2 separate regions of the Homo sapiens genome follow, and region 2 is linked to region 1. The links are chromatin contacts, found by Hi-C or POLR2A ChIA-PET in ENCODE. All regions are on one chromosome and are shown on one strand. The core of a region is the stretch at or near the end of the contact, and the rest is flanking DNA. Distances in the headings are between cores, read along the strand shown. Region 1 overlaps MPRIP (myosin phosphatase Rho interacting protein). Region 2 overlaps MPRIP (myosin phosphatase Rho interacting protein).

Region 1 (2,700 bases), core at 145-2,644:
GTAATTGGTTTTGCTTGTCTCATTTGAGCTTGGCTTAGTTTTCCGAGCTGACTTCAGAGGCCTCCTGGTCACAAGGTCATCGTTCTTCTGGTCACTAAACCAGGCAGACAGGCTTCTTCCTCCTCCCCACCTCCCTGGTTTTCCAGTTGCTTCCTGGGCTGGATGAGTGTTTGCTGCTGTTGCCCCAGAGGCCAAACCTGAAAATCAACTAGGTGGAATTTCTGGCTTTTCTTTTTCCACCCATTTTATCTCCTGACTTTTTCTCTAAAGGAGATTAGTCTCTCCTAATTAATCTAAAGTAGGACTGCATTCCAAACTTTGTAAAGGGTTGAAGATGCGAGATTTGATCGCCTTTTCCAGTTCCACTTGGTGGGTGAATGTTTGTGTGCCCATATGTGCAGCATTTTAAAATTGGGACTGTCCTGGAAAGCCTAGTCTCACTATGTAAAATAGGCAGCCCCTGCCTATCCTACCCAGAGTTTGTTTCTTTGCTGCAGGGGCGAGACAGACTCTGGAAGTATGAGTGGAGATAACTGTCCCTAGAGGTACCTTCCAGACTGCGGCAGGGGGTGGCGGGGGTGCCTGGGATTTTTGGGTGGTCATTACAGCTCACATGTGCAAAGGTCAGAAGTGGGCGTGTTTGTACTCGAGTCCTAACCTTTGTGATGTGATATGTTTTCTACTTTTGTTTCTGGGGTGAATTAAGAGGATGGTACCATAATCCTGTATCAACTGTCACCTCACTGGTTCCTACTTAAAAAGAATTGTCTTCCTTTTCATTCTTTCCGGTGAGCATATTTGTACATCATGATTAGAGCATAGGGGGTTTTTGCTATGGGAACGTCTGTGCTCCAGGGTAGTGTACTGGAGGTGAGCACCGATTGTGGACTTGGCTGGAAGTAGGAGCAGGGAGACAAAGCATTTGGACACTCCGTTCCTTTGAGGCAAGAAAGCAGACCTGGAGGATTAGACTTCACACTTCGTGTTCTCCTGGCTTAGCCCTTACACAGGGAGTAGCCCTGGGGTCAGAGCTGGGCTCCTGCAGCTGTGAGGTTTATCTTGCCTCCCTGTGGCTGACTGACTGGCTGAGTCCTGCAATTGACTTAACAGTATCAGAGGAGCCTCAAGAGGTCACTGGATTACATTCAGGCTGGGCTGGGTCATGAACCATCCCAAAAAAACAAAGTTCCCTGCACTGTTTCCTTGGGGACTGATAATTTCAGTCAGGAAATCTTTCTTTAGGTCTAACTAAAGTCCAGCAAAATCCATTATTCCCTCTGGCTCAGTTGCACAAGCACAAAGAGGGTAGCTTCTGGGGACGCCTTGGTGCTGGCACAAGTGCAGAGCACATGCTGCCTCCCAGGCACGGCTTCTGGATAATTGAGGCCGCTTAGCCAGGAGCACCGACACTTCACAGTGCACTGTGGTCTCCCAGCAACCTGGATATGAGTTGCGTATTATTTCATGGAGTGCTCAGGCAGAGGTGGGACTGTGCCAGGGATGTGGGGAAAGAAAGAAGTCCCAGGGAAAACTTGGACTGAGAGAGGGCATGGGGGCAGGCCCAGAGCTGGGAGTTTTGGGCCACGGGCTGCTTTCTGGCAGATGACCTGGGAGCTGGAGAAACTGACCCAGTGAGCCCATCAGTAAATACTGCTTTGCCCAGCCGAGGCTGTGGAGGGGTTTCCCTGTTGTATCAGGAAGGTCACAGGGGAAGGTTGCAAGGAGGCACTTAGGGTAGAAGCCAGGTGGGAGGAGGCAGAGGCTGGAGAGATTTCTCTAGCACCCAGTGCTCTGCATCAGGGTTTGCTCCTCAGAGCCACTCCCCAGAGTGAGCAGACAGCCTGTAGCCCAGGAGCTCCAGCTTAACGGTCAACCGCCCTGAGCTGAGAGTCCCACCCCAAACAGGCTGGCAGGATCCTGAGACCTGGAGCAGGAAAACTCCATTTCAGATAGGCTTATGTGTGGGTAAACTCCAGCCAAGCTGGAAGCTTCCTTTGTGAGTGCCTGGAAATAGACCAGTGGTCCTCAGCGTCATGCCTCCCAGGGCCACTGGCCATGTCTGGAGTCATCCTTGATTGTCACACCTGGGGCAGGAATGCTGCTGGCATCTAGTGGGTGGAGGCCAGGGATGCTACTGAATCTCCTTCACAGAACAGCCCCCAGAACAAGGAAGGCTCCAGCCCAAAATGTCAACAGTGCCAAGGCCAAGAAACTGAGCAGTTTCGACAGGGGTTTATTTAAATTCTTATTTATTTTTAAAAATGAAAATGTAAATGTGATTTGCTATTAGCTCTGCTCTTAAACAGCACGGGACTCACCTGTCAGATTTCCTGGAGTGAGGGGGATGATGGTGCAGTGCCAGTCGTAGAATGGGGTGGGCCTGTTTCTGATCTAGAGAGGTCTACGGGGTTCCCCTGCACACCAGGCAACCACAGGGCCTGCAGAACTGCTTGTGTGTGTGTGTACCAGGGAGCACATAGGTGGCACTCCCTACGTGGTGCCCTCAGACCGTGATGTTGCAAAGCAATCCCTACCTGGGCATTTGTCTCCAAAAGCAGCAGCTCTAAGCAGCCCGTGGCTACCTCTGACCCTCCCAGGCTCATATAATAAACTATAGCATTTTATGGCTGGTCTGTGCCCTCCACACTCAATCAGCATCTATTTCGAATTGTTACTGACTTATATGATGTTACCATTTGA
Region 2 (2,700 bases), core at 107-2,606, 61 kb after region 1:
AAAACAATTTCACAGTATTCTTCCCAGAAGAGAGTTAGGGTTAGGCACTCTTCTGGGAAGAAGACCCATAGTTTTCATTAGGTTCCCAAGGTTCACTGTCCAGAAAAGAGGTTCAAACCATAGTTCTGGAAGTCTTCTCAGAGTGTCCTCCCTTCCCCAGCCACAACCTGGAGCTCAGAGTTAGAGACGCTACCAGGAGGGACAGGTGAAGGCAGCCATGGGCTCCCGTGCCTCGAAGGGCAGGTGGAGGGAAGTGTCTTTACATCCTGCCCCCTTTTCTTCTGAGCACCCACCATTGGCTGACAGCCCACCCACTCTTCCAAACGTCCCAGATGAAAAGGCCTGTGAGCCTGCAGGTTAGTCTCCAGGATAAGGAAGCATCTCCCAGAGATACTGCTGGTGAGAGGAAAATGACACGTTGACTTCCTAGGGAAAGGAAGGGCAGCCAAGTGGTTCCCAGCCCCTGCCTAGTGCCCCAGGGTGCTCTGCTAAGCACTTGGCTGCCTTAATGTTTCATAGTAGCCTGATGAGGATCTGTTACTACCGCCCCCAGTTATAGATGTGAAAACTGAGGCTCAGGAGTAGGTGACTTCTCAACAATGGATAGCTGGTGCAGATCCCAGTGGGGCCTTAGCCAGGAAGTCCCTGCTCCCATCCTGTGATCCAGGACTGATGCCAAGGATGCTCTTTTAAGCAATTAAGAAAATATATAAGTAAAGGGTTTTGCTAGAGAGAGGAGGAGGCCAGTGGGTGGGCAGGGGAGGCTTCATGCTGGCTGGCAAGCAGGCTGTGTGTCGTGGTGGCTCCAGAGCAGGATCAGCTATGTCCTGGTTTAGCGCCAGACCACAGAATTAGCATTCAGCACACCTGCTTGGCTTGGCTTCTTCTCGGAGAGACTCCTTTTGAACTCGTTCTTGTCTCCTGTCGCCTGGGACAGGTGCAGTCTCTGGGGCTTTGTACTCTGCATGCACTGCCACACGGGGATGGGTTTTCACCTGGTGCTGGCCCCACCCCCCACCAGTTCTGCATACTAATACTGCAGCATCCCTTTCTCCTGACCCTGGTGACATCTGATTGGCTGCTGTCGCTTTCTGAGGCCTGCTCACTGGATCCCTAGTAGCCCACCCTGTGCTTGGTTGGATTCCTGTCCCCTGGTTGATTAGAGCAGAATCTCCAAATTGGCAAGAGATTCTTGGCCACACCTACCTGAAATGGCAGCCACAATAGGTGTGCCCAGGAGCCAGACTGCTGGGACCACAGGGTTGGTTTTTTGACAAGCCACAGTCATCTAGGCAAGCCTATCTGAACCTGACCGGTTCTGGGCTTCGATGTGTCCGTTCCTCAGACTTCCAGAGTGTTTCTTGGATAGTGAGTCACCTCTGGCTGCTGAGTGGGGGAAGTTGTTTTCCTGGTTGGCCTGCTGGTGACTGGCAGCAAGGACAGCTCCCCATGTAGCCCTAACCCCCCTGCCCTCAGCACAGCGGTTAGTGCCCTGGGAACCCTGGAGCTGCAGGGTGCAGGCCCCGTTTTCTGTGCTGACCAGTAAGGTGCTTGCTGTCCCACCTGCAGCTTCCAGGGCACCAAGTAATAACTTTCCACCTCGCCCAGTAGATCAGGGCAGCCAGTGTGCGAGCCTGTGGTCTTACAGGATCTCCCCAGGCCCCCATGCAGAGTGACTGTAGCAAGTGCCTTTCCTCTTCTCCACCACGACTCCTCTGTCTGGATCCCCACAGTACCACGGCATGCGATTTGCATGAGGTTAAAGCCCAGCAGTTCCTCACTGCTTTCCTGGGGCTTTCTAGGCCCCAGTGTTGGGCAGAGGAGCCCTCATCCTGGAAGTGGCCTGTTGGTGAGCCTTGAATCTCACCAAGATCCCACCACAATCGCTCAAGTGTGGTGGACGCCTGGCTTGCACTTACCAAGCTTTCCCTGGGTGTCCTGGAACTCCAGCAGCTTCCTTAGCTTCCTGCTCTCACAATGCCGCGGCCTCTGCTGCTCCCCTACCCCAGCGCCTGCCTCCGCTGCTGGTTCTAGCAGGCTGGCCCGGCACAAGCTTCTTTCCTGAGGAAGACACTTTGTGTCTAAGCACAGGGAGGAAGCTGAGCTGAGGAAGACACTTTGTGTCTAAGCGCAGGGAGGAAGCAGAGCCCGGGGCCCTCGCCCTCCTCTCTCCGGGGGTGAAGACGCCTTAGGCAGCCAGTTTTCCCTCGCACTCCCTGAGAAGCAGCTGGCCTCTTGGGGGAGGTGGGGTCTCAGGAATTGATCTTGTTTCCTCTCTTCCTTGTGGAGATAATTAGGCTTCCAGGCTTGGGAGCCCTTCACCCACTTCCTCTGGGTTCTTATCCTCTTGTCCAGAGCAGCAGTGACACCCTCCCCGCCAGGTAACTTAGGTGCCCCTGGGAGAACAGGCCCGGCCCTGTGAGCTGAGCCTCAGCTGGTGCGTCCCCCACCTCTGACCCCACCAGGGTGACTTCTTGCAGCTGGAGGACAATCATGGTCTCTCTCCCTCTTCAGTGATTACCTTGGGTTTTTGCTTCTTTAATTCTTTGGATAATTTTGGTTCACCATTATTTGATTTGAAAAAGCAGCGCTCTTCCATGTATTCATTTCCCAGCCTTGTTTTCTTTCAGGTCTTGCCTCTGCGCTCTCCTGCTGTGCCGCTGGGTGGCGCTGCGCCTCCTCCACCCGCTTCGCCCCCAT

What was found. Hi-C counts contacts between places; a loop is a spot of excess contacts on that map. ChIA-PET counts read pairs that join two places held with the same protein, here RNA polymerase II (POLR2A). Pooled maps may share reads with other maps.
Region 2: a loop to region 1 is called in a map of dorsolateral prefrontal cortex, with 1.8 times the contacts of the local background. The contact joins two enhancer-like sites. A Hi-C loop is called at or near these places in 3 of 168 maps with a recorded cell type or tissue (dorsolateral prefrontal cortex, heart right ventricle and ovary) and 2 of 50 pooled maps. POLR2A ChIA-PET finds 5 or more read pairs at or near these places in 6 of 52 experiments (A549, BJ, OCI-LY7 and 3 more).

Annotation. Positions count from the first base shown.
Region 1 is chr17:17,078,502-17,081,201 of GRCh38, forward strand. All of the region lies in intron 3 of MPRIP (myosin phosphatase Rho interacting protein), which reads left to right. Among named protein-coding and RNA genes, the nearest start is that of MPRIP, 37 kb to the left of the region's middle. Within about 2 kb of position 1,395, at least 18 of the 41 ENCODE cell types and tissues checked have a DNase peak (open chromatin) inside an H3K27ac peak, as active enhancers do; they include PC-9, where a contact is called at or near this core.
Region 2 is chr17:17,139,380-17,142,079 of GRCh38, forward strand. The region is part of intron 7 of MPRIP (myosin phosphatase Rho interacting protein); the gene reads left to right. Among named protein-coding and RNA genes, the nearest start is that of PLD6, 66 kb to the right of the region's middle. RefSeq lists enhancers at 1,291-1,881, 2,582-2,700. Within about 2 kb of position 1,357, at least 4 of the 41 ENCODE cell types and tissues checked have a DNase peak (open chromatin) inside an H3K27ac peak, as active enhancers do; they include PC-9, where a contact is called at or near this core.